Regions from separate parts of the Homo sapiens genome. Here region 1 is linked to region 2. A link is a contact called in ENCODE Hi-C or POLR2A ChIA-PET data. All regions are on one chromosome and are shown on one strand. Each heading gives the region's core, a stretch centred on a gene start or an enhancer-like site at or near the end of the contact. The rest is flanking DNA. Distances are from core to core; before and after follow the strand shown. Region 1 has its middle 480 kb from the start of LINC01854. Region 2 has its middle 440 kb from the start of HS6ST1.

Region 1 (5,383 bases), core at 311-2,810, 45 kb before region 2:
TAAACCTCTTTTCTTTTTAAACTGCCAAGCTTCAGGTATTCCTTTATAACAATGTAAGAACGACTATATGGTGTGTATGTGGAAAGATGACATTCTTTCTCAGTTCATACAGACATAGATTCTGGGGTGCACTCTTAGCTACTCAGTCCCCTTGCACCTCCGGCTCTCTGCCTTCTGCTCGATAGAGAGCCCTGGCTGCTTCTGCTGTTGCCTCCTCTCCTAATGACACTGGCTTTCCCAGATGCCCACAGGAGTGAAGCCTGTGCTTTCAACTTGGCCTTCATCACACCTGTGGTGCGGAGAGTATGGCAGCTGCCACTCTCGTGTTCAACCCAACCAGACCCATGGAGGCTCTGCCTGAAAATACAGGTGTTATCTGCTGAGCAGCAAACGTTAACTGATGAGAGACAGGAGATGGAAAGAGGTAACAGATAAAGCCCTTTTCCTCTCCTTGCAGCAGACCTTTCTGAGATGTGGTGCTCCATAGAGGTTCTCCAGTGCCATCCAGCATGGCCAAAAACCCACTGTGCTTGCAGAAGTGGCATAGCCAGCTGGAGCTGGGAATACGGTTCCCCAGGTTTGTGTTCCTCCTCCCCTCCCTGTTCCCACCTCACTGGAAATAAAGCAAGAGTCCCAAACTTTGCCTCAGGCTATGTACTCTGGGAAACCTGGACTAGGACAAAACAGGTTTATGCAAATGTATAACCAGCATACACAAATACTGTTTTTGTACACTTGCATGCACACACGTAAAAGTGTGTCATATTCAGGCACTAGACCACAACTGGATCCCAGTGTAAAACATATTTCTATAGGTTGTGCTTAAGAGTTTTGCAAGTCACTTTCACTGCACCTAGTGTAGATGGATCTTCACCCTGTGAATTCCTGTGTTCTCACAGTTGCCCTCACCAGGCTCTGCCCATGCACACAGTCCTGGGCTTAGCGGCTTTCATCTTGGAGGCTGGGAGTGATCTGCAGGATGGCATTTCCTTGGTCTGCCCTCTGCCTCCTGAACAGAGTCTGGGTTCTAGCATCCAGTCTGAAAGGGCAGGAAACTATCCAGGTCTGCCCAGTTGGCATGAAGCTGACAGGGTCCTGAGAGCCAAGGAAGGAGAGGGGCCCTGGGGAATCCTCACTACTCCTGAAGAGCCTGGTTCCTGTTGGGAATACCTGGGAGAACATGACACCTTTGGGGGCCAGTGGGGCAGAGTGTAGAAACAGAAACGTAACCCTCCCTACTCATGGACACCTCCTGCCAATCAGCCCTTGCATTGATGCCCAGGATTTCCTGAGATTTCTTTCTGCTCAGCACAGCCATAATCTAGTGGGCCAGCTGCACTCCAGGAACCTGCGAAAGGAGAGACAGATGGCAGCCAGACTAAAGGACACGGCCCACCCCAGCTCTATGTCTGTCCTTGCCCCGGGCTTCAGTGTCCTACCTGATCCCAAAACAAAACTCGAAATACACATCTTGAGGCACAACTACTGAAAGGGCATGTGCTTGCTGTGTGTGCACTCTGTGGCCTTTCGTAAGATGATCTTGACCTTGCGATGGTTGGCCAGCCTGTCTCAGAGAAGGCCCTGCCACATCTTATTCTGGCATCACATGTAAGTTTTATTCTAAGCCAGAGACAGTCAGCAGATTTCTCAGTTCCCAGAAATAGAAATCAGAGCACTTTTGCACCCATCTCCAGAAATGGCCTCTGGAGCACAATTAGGGGACAGGAGGGTGGACAGGGATGCTGCTGAAGGAGTTAGCAGCCAGTGACACAGAGCTCAGCCCCCGTTCCAATATTTCATACCCCATTGCCCCTCAGCCCCAAGCCCACCCTTCCATACTCCGCCTTTGACAAAGAGCAATGAGTCTGCCAGCACCGTTCCTCAGATTTCCTCCCCATCTGACTTCCTCCATCCTGGCTCTCCTCACTCCACCAAGTGCCATATCAGACTTTCCATGGCCCTGCTCAGGAACCCAGATATGCTCATTACATGAGTCTTAGAATAAGGGAGCCTGGGGAATCCCAGCCAACACCTTAGGGCAGCAAAGTGCATGAATTCTGATCTGAATTTTGATTTTCTCTACGGTCTCATAGAAGCCATTTATTCTCTGTCTTTTTGAAAACAGGCAGAAACATGCCTTGGAAGACATTAAAGAGAGTGACTTCATTTTATCAAATGTGAGTTGAGGTTAGAAAAGTCGGTCATTTGTCTAAGTTCTCAAGGTCAATTGGTGTCAGAAGCTGGAAAAGAACCCAGGTCCCCTGATTCTCAAACAGATGAAAAAGAAAGCTGAGTAGAAATATCGGGGCCAGTAGTGAAGATCTTGATAGCGAAAAGAAAGCATGTGACATGATGTGGCTAAAAGCAGGGGCCTGGGAGAAACAGAAACTGCCCTCGAGCGTGCTGTGGGGTGCTGGTGCATGCATGCAAGCTGGGTGCTCGCCCAGCTACCCAGAGAAGCCTCTGCTTGCCAACAGCTGGAAAGAACATCCCCCTTGAAAGACAAACAGGCCTATGTTGAGCAGGGCCTGACAGCTGGAGAGTCCCAACTGAGAGTCCCCTGGCCTCTCCTAGGGTCTTGCACTCTCTCTCTGAGTCTTAGGCTGCCTTTCCTGGAAACTCACGTGTATTTAGCAGAAGCCATCCCCCTACCCAGGACCACGGAGAGGGGGACAGGAGGCAGCACATGCCTGTGTGAGACCAGCAGCATTTCTCTACAGGGTCCCCTCAACTAGCCAACTCCACTCTTGCACCTCCATTCCTCTCTAGCTGACGTCCTTGTCACCTTCTTTGTGAATTCCTCCCACAGCAGTAATCATGCATGCAAATGTATTTGCCCCTACTGTCTCTATCACTAGGTGCTTTGCATGAAGAACTAAATAAACTACAAGACTCCAGGGACTGTCCCATATGCTACCTGGTCATTCATCAGATCCACGATGTGCTATGGGAGGTATACATAGACATGAGGCTGCGGTGCTGTGATGGCTAACGTTATGTGTCGCCTCAGCTAGGCTATGGCGCCCAGCTGTTTGGTCAAACACCAGTCTAGATGTTGCCATGAAGGTATTTGTCAGGATTCAACATATAAATCAAAGTGATCAACATTGATTTAGCAATGTTGTGATGTGATCAACGTATTAATCAATAGACTTTGAGTAAAGCAGATCACCCTCTAAAATGTGGGTGGGCCTTGTCCAATCAGGTGAAGGCCATAAGAGCAAAGACTGAGGTTTCCCGAAGAAGAAGGAATTCTGCCTCCTGACTGCAACACAGAAACCCTGCCTGAGCTTCCAGCCACTGCCCTGTGGAATTCAGACTCACGACTGCAACAACTCCCCTTATCTTAGTGTGCAGTATGCTGGCCAGCCCTACAGACTTCACACCTGCCACCACCACACTGACAGGAGCCAACACTTTAAAGTCACTGTGTGTGTGTGTCTGTCTGTCTGTCTGTCTCTTTTGAGTCTGTTTCTCTCGAGAATTTTAACTGATGCAGGTGCCTTCGAGGAGGTCACCTACAGGCAGGGCCCCTACAGTCCCTCCAGACAGCAGCTATCATGCAGCGTCATTGCCGCAGTTTTTTCTGTGAAGGTGGGGAAGTTAAAATATAACAGCAACAACAGTAGCAGACATTTGTGGTGTGTTTTCCATGGTCTGGAAACTGTTCTGAGCAGTTTACAGCATCATCTTGTTTATTCCTTATAAGACTCCATGAGGCAGGTACATTCTTACGCCTCTTTTTCAGAAGAAATGATTACAGATGAAAGAGAGTAAAAAACTTGTCCCCTGACAGACGCATGGGCAGACGGCCTCCAGAGCCAAAGCCTGGAGTGTGGACACAGGGAAAGTCCGAGTTCCTACTCACGGCCCTTCAGCTCCAAAGTCAGAGGAACTTCTTAAATCACCATGATTGCAAGACCAATCATGTAGGAGACCAATCTTCCAGTAGGAGATTTGAACAGCGGTCCTCTCCCATCCTGGTTCTTACTGTGGTCATTCAGCTCACCAGTAGGCTTGCCCCTGCAAGAAGGCACCCCCATCCCCACCACAAACACGGCCATGCCTTCCCTGTGATGTGCTGTTTCTCAGTGTAACACAGTGCATCAGCATCAAGCTTGTTACCAAACACATCTCCTGGCAATTTCTCCTGCTTTTAATTGCATCGCTTGCTGTGTTCCTCACACAGCCTCAGTCAAAAGAAGCCAGCTTACCTCTCCCATGGGATTCTTCTTTTCTGGATCACACAAACTACTTCATGGTTGCTTTGCAAGAAAGCCTGGAATTGTCGCCACCCGTTCAATGCCAAACCCATGCATCACTAATACGAAAGTTACACGCCTTTGCTGCTTCCTCTCCTTTATATGCACACAATTAGTTCTTTGTTTCAATGCCATATCATGATATTACCTTTGGGAAGACACTTTTAATGCTAATTAAACTTAATAGATACAGTACCAACAATGCACATGTGTAACTGAAGCGACACTAGTCGTGGACAGGGGGACCGCGCAACATATCATCCCATTATAGCACTATTGAGGATAAAAGGGGTACTGCTAATAATTATTACAGGGAAATTCACATAAGCCAGGACTGCCCCCAGCAAAATGGGACATGGGAATACTCAGGTTATGACCAATTTCATTTGTGTGCAAGCAATGACAATTTTGTTACAACTGTCATCTCCTGGACATCGTTATGCTACATTATCAATTGCAAGATGCATCACATCCGATTGCAGAGATGCTAAAAGATAGGGGGTGAAAGTGCATCTTAGTATTGATGAATTAGAATGTCTTTGTCAGTTGGGGAGGACCTCCTCCCACCCGCAGGGGCTGTGTTCTTTCCAGCCTCTTGTCTTTCTCTCTCCTCTAGTTGTAATAGTCACTTTCCATCTATGAGTTGTTACCTCTCCTAACATGTGGATGAATTGCAAGAAGCCATGTCCTGATCATTGCACCCATCCTGATTGGATGGCCTCAGCCTCTCTGTGAACATAGGAGCCAATCTGTAGTCAGGGGCACCAATGGGGAGGCACTCAGCCCCATTCACTTCCATCCAACGGCAGAGTGATGCCCAGGTTCCAGAGCAACCACTCCTATAACAGGAATTGGAAGGTGGGAAGCGGTGGCAAGAGGCCAACAGTGTCCCTCCCTCTTTCAACCCTTCCTCCAATCAGTAGCCTCTTCTTCTGTTTCACATGCCCACTATAAGGGTGCCGGCTCTTGGTCTCCTAGAGGAGTAAAAATCAGTGCACAGGCAGGTAGTTTGGCTCAAACAAGCTCAAGGCTAGCTTTGTTAAGCTGGATTTGTTGGTTATAGATTTTTAGGTTGTTCATATGCGTTAAGCGTTTCTTCCACCTGCCCTTCCCTCTGTCTG
Region 2 (5,225 bases), core at 775-3,274:
AGTGGGAGAGAACACATCTGACAGCCTGGACACCTCCCAGCTGTCAGTTCAGCATAATTGGAGCTCAATGCCAGATCTCAATGTATCCAACCATCTTCTGCATGACTCTTTTGCCCCTTTTTTCATCTCTATTTTTGGTGTTGCTGTGGTTCATTTACTAGTCCTATAATAAATCATGCAGTGATTGCCACAAGTTTTAATATATAAGATTTGCTCAAATTCAAGTAATTTGATTTCAGAGATGACTCACTTTGTTTTCGAGCCTCAAAGAATGACATCAGGCAGGCTGGACTTTGGATCTCAGGTCTTCAGCTCCATAGTTTTAGAACCTCGGGCAGGTGCACCTCCTCACGTCTATGAGTTTCTGAAAATGTAGATAGCCCCTATTTAACCACGGGAGTGAGGCTTGTCTCAGAAAACACGTCCACCGCCACTGCCTGGCAGGTGGTCCCGTGGGACATGCTAGTTCTCCTGTCCCTGCTCTTCTCTCCCCACAGCCCACAGGATGGGGCATCCATGCGTCCTCCGTAGGCAAGGAGCCCCTGCAACTTTTATGCAGAGTTACAGTTGCTGTCACACCATCAGCCAACACTCTTCCAGGGAGCTCCTACCGGGGCACAGAGCTGTTGGATTATCCATGGTCATGCATAATCGACACAAGGCACAGCCCCGGAGATGGTTAAAATCTTCTGGCACTAGCAGGGTATATATGAAACCTAAACAGCCAGTTCCGAAAAAAAGTTTTCAGAGGGGTCCTCGACACTGGGAAAGCTGCCGGGTGAGGACAGACAAGAGGCCAATGTGAAGTCTCTTTTTCCATTTTCCTGCTTGATTTTTCTGCTTGAGACTTAACCATGATAAATCCTGGAATACTCCTTATTTATCTTTGTTGTTTTCCGTCTCTCCCCACTAGAGGGCGTGCTCCATGAGGGCAGGGGTCTTCGCTTTTCTCTCTGCTGCATCCTGAGCGCGGCTGGGACTTTTTGACTCTCGGTTAATATTGACCGAATGAATAAATGACTAAGTCAGCAGTGGAAGCAGGAAAAAAGGCATGCATGTGTATTTTTGGAGAGAAAAAGGGAGGTTTGCTGGAAGCAGAGGAGCTCTGTCTCCTTTTTTTTTTTTTTTTTGAGACGGAGTCTCTCTCTGTCGCCCAGGCTGGAGTGCAGTGGAGCAATCTCGGCTCACTGCAAGCTCCGCCTCCCGGGTTCCCGCCATTCTCCTGCCTCAGCCTCCTCAGTAGCTGGGATTACAGGCGCCCGCCACCACGCCCGGCTAATTTTTTTTGTATTTTTTAGTAGACACGGGGTTTCACCGTGTTAGCCAGGATGGTCTCGATCTCTTGACCTCGTGATCCGCCCGCCTCGGCCTCCGGAGCTCTGTCTCTTTGGGGTGCACAGCTCACTGCCCCCCAGAGTCTCCAGGGCCGAGGGTCAGGGATGTGGGTTGAATTGCAGGACCTCAGCTTTAATATGCTTTCCCGTTAATATGCTTTCCCGTCACAGGGAAACGGACTCCACCCAGACTGACTGTGGGATTGATTTCTAGGTCTTTTTATCTTTGGGGGTCAGGTGAAGAGATGGAAAAAGTTAATATATGTTGCATTTCAGAAACAAACTTAGGAAAAAGTTCTCTGGCATTTTCTAGCCATATGATGTGTATACATAGCCTAACATCTTTTTTTCTTCCATTTCTGTATCTGTACTATGAGATCAACTTATAGGAAATAATGTCTGTAAAACAATAACACAGTTCTTGACTCCTAGTAGACAATCAGTAATTGATGTCAGCTATCCTGGTGGTGGTGATGGTGCTATTATTTGCTTCCTGTTCCAGGTGGCTTCTGGTTCCCTTGGGACTTGCCCTGTGTGCAGGTACAGTTCAGACCAGAGGAGAAGCGGAACACACCGCAGCATCCTGTGGGGTCCTGCATAGTGGAGTAAATGAGCCTGGGCATTTGGGAGAGGGCTAGGGGAGTGTTGGTGTAAAGGACAGCAAGCAAGTGGTGACAGCCACCGGCTATTAATACTTTTAGTGAGTTTCTGCTTCACTGCCGGTCATTTTTTCTCACACTTAACAGCTTGCACTGATGACAGGAAGCACATGCTTGTAAGCAGACCATCTCCTGCAGCACTCACTGCACACAGGGCCTGTCTCCACCGGGACTGAGAGCCCAGACTCTCCTGCCCACATCCTGCAGCTGGCCTGGGAGGAGGCGCCTGCAAGCTTCCTCCTTTGGTTATCTCTCTCTTGCTGCGCCTCTGCTGCTTTTCCATGTGATCAAAGCAACCTTGACATCTTTCCCCCGTGCAGAATTTAATTTCCTAACTGAGATTTTATATATAGCACAAAATAAAGTTCTTATGTCTCTGATCTTGCAAGATAACCCCCAGCCCCACCTCACCTGCACAGGAGCAGGGCTCCAATTGATATGATAATGCAGGAGAATGCAGCCCTGGAAGGATGTCAGGCACTTCTAAATATACACGCGTGCGGCCCAGTTCTGACTAGTGAGGGCTTTGATGTTAAATGAAATGGGATAATGATACGAGGAGAGTGACGCTGGATCACAAATCTTCTCTCCAACAGATGAGGACAAAAGTCAGCAAAAACCTTCCCAACTGCCTCCAAGCAAGGGAAAAGGGACTGCATCCTAGAGCTGCAGACAAGGAGGCCAAGTTAAAAAAATCAGAGTATTCTAGCTCAGCATGGCGCTTACTCTTCTCCACCAACCAGAGGTCAAGCTGGCAAAGGAGGTTAAAAAAAAAAAAGTTCTAAGCATTCTCTCAATGCCCCCAAATGTGGTGACTACAAGGTAAATGGGCCACCCTGGAAAATAGAAAGATCAACCTGAGAGACAGGAAGGAAGCCCAGCTGGCTTCCTCTGGCTCTGGGAGAGACAGGAAGAAATCTGGGCTCCAGCAGGTTGAGGGCCTCCCACTGGATATCCCGAGGATGTTCTCCTTCCCACTCCTTCCAAGACGGAAGGAGAACACCGATGCATAAAACACAATAGGCAGGCCTGGAACTGAGCCCCGGAGGAAGGCAATCATGTCAAACGGGGCAGGGAGGCTGTCAAGGAAAATTCACCCAATGATATTTGAGCAAGGGAAGTTAAGGGTGAGAGAGAGATACAGCAACTGCGCAGGGATGAGACACGCATATTCCAGGGAAAATACGCAAAGGAGGGGGGCGCATGGCACACAAAGGCCTGGAGAAGAGTGTGACTCTGTGAGTCCCTCACTCCAGAGGAAGGCTGGATAGAAACGTGAATGAGACTAAAATTGAGAGAACAGCTTTAAAAGAGAACCTTTAGAAACATCGAGTGCTAAAGCAACATTCCTAACAGAACTAGTAGATTAACAAAAACAACAGGGGACAAAATGTCCAGTGAGTTCCTGACACAGAGGCAGACAGGCTTGAGATGGAGATGGCGGCGGTGAATGCCTGAGAAAGGACCCAGAGAGGACAGCAGTCAGAGAAAGGACAACAGAAATGCAGAACAGACCCGGGGAGCCGTGACCTGACACACACATGTCCCTAACATGGAAACCCCACAGAAGGCGACAGGATGTCTTTGCAAATACACGATTATTTTCATTAACAAAGACACAGGAACTGAAAGCAATCCAAAAGGAGCACGCTGTTCAGAAAATGTTAATACAGAACCACGGCCATGGGAAGTTTCCTGGTTAACGTAATGAACAGGAAGGATAAGCAAAGAGTGCTTCAAGCATTCAGCTAGTCAAGCCAGGCCAAGAAATGACTGGGCAGGGGTGGATCACCTGGGCTCAGTGCTTTCGTCTCCCACCGCTCTGGAGCAGTGACGGAGGGCAATAGCAATGACATTGAGGGAAAATTCAGAGGGCCAGAAAGTCTTACTCAAGAACCCAGCCAGCTGGGTTCAGAAATAACAGTCACACATAAGGCCAGGTGCGGTGGCTCACCCTGTAATCCCAGCACTTTGGGAGGCCGAGGTGGATGGATCACGAGGTCAGGAGTTTGAGACCAGCCTGGCCAACATGGTGAAACCCCGTCTTTATTAAAAATACAAAAATTAGCCAGGCGTGGCACCGCACGCCTGTAGTCCCAGCTACCCGGGAGGCTGAGGCAAAAGAATCGCTTGAACCCGGGAGGCAGAGGTTGCAGTGAGCCGAGATCATGCCATTGCACTCCAGCCTGGGTGACAGATTGAGACTCCATCCCAAAAAAAAAAAAAAAAAAAAAAAAAATACCCAGATAAACATACCAAAAAGTAGGCTGCAACCATGAGACATTTAGAAAAAAAAAATGCCAACCCACTAATATGAACAGGGAAAGGGTAGGCCCGGGGCAACATTTAAACTAGGGGACAAATGGTTAAAACCCTACATTTTATGTTATGCATGTCTCACCACAATAAAGAAAAACATTTTTAAAATGCAGGAAAAAAAAAGGACAGTGGAGTGTGGATTTAAAAGTTCTAAGAAAAAGAAAAAAAAACTGTTTACTCAGCCAAGTTTCCCCTTGATTATATAGGTGGCAGACTGTCACGGCTGGCGGGAACTCGGGAATACGTCTACGGGACCTTTAGAGGGGAGAGGGGAGAGGGAGAATGACTTGGGGATGAAATGCAGCCAAGCAAACAAAAAAAGTAAAATAAAAACCCTGCCAGGAGAGTAAAAGCTGTTATAAAAAAAGACTCATGAGTATCAAATCCACTTAAATATAGAAAAAAGATAAAACCAGTGGGAATAATTGTTACAAAATAGAATGCAAATGCTCCTAACCTTGGAAAAGTCAGTATTATATATATCACCAAGAAAAATCAAGAGAAGTAGTAAGAGAAAGTTTAAGAATGCTGATTTCCTCATCTTTTATAATCGAGTATAATTAAGACCTTCTGAAATTGAGACGTGAGTTAAAAACATGAAGGCTCCAACTTCTTCGTGTTTTTCATATCTTGTTAGCCTTGCAGGGGCTCTTTTACAAAATAATATCTTTTGTGGCAAAGCAACATTTATTTGAAGATCAGCAATTCTTTTCATTTAAATACCACTTCATTTTCTTCTCTTAAATTGAAGTAAAATGTAATAAAATACTTTTATATTGAAAATAGGAGGTATCACAAATCCCCTTTTTATTGAAGGGAATTTCTTTGTTCAGCCCTGCTTGCACCCTTTTGTAGTCTATATGGCTGAGGTGAGGGCCCCTGGGGCAGGGGTGGTTATTGGAGAGCAGCTGAA

The links. A loop is a pair of places that touch in the nucleus more often than their neighbours do. ChIA-PET counts read pairs that join two places held with the same protein, here RNA polymerase II (POLR2A). Pooled maps may share reads with other maps.
Region 1: a map of posterior cingulate gyrus shows a loop between it and region 2 (7-fold over the local background). The contact joins two enhancer-like sites. A Hi-C loop is called at or near these places in 1 of 168 maps with a recorded cell type or tissue (posterior cingulate gyrus), 5 of 37 single-sample maps with no recorded cell type and 7 of 50 pooled maps. POLR2A ChIA-PET finds 5 or more read pairs at or near these places in 2 of 52 experiments (A673 and activated T-cell).

Annotation. Positions count from the first base shown.
Region 1 is chr2:128,795,193-128,800,575 of GRCh38, reverse strand. No RefSeq gene overlaps it. Among named protein-coding and RNA genes, the nearest start is that of LINC01854, 480 kb to the left of the region's middle. Within about 2 kb of position 1,560, at least 3 of the 41 ENCODE cell types and tissues checked have a DNase peak (open chromatin) inside an H3K27ac peak, as active enhancers do.
Region 2 is chr2:128,751,275-128,756,499 of GRCh38, reverse strand. No RefSeq gene overlaps it. Among named protein-coding and RNA genes, the nearest start is that of HS6ST1, 440 kb to the right of the region's middle. RefSeq lists an enhancer at 1,711-1,910. Within about 2 kb of position 2,024, at least 7 of the 41 ENCODE cell types and tissues checked have a DNase peak (open chromatin) inside an H3K27ac peak, as active enhancers do.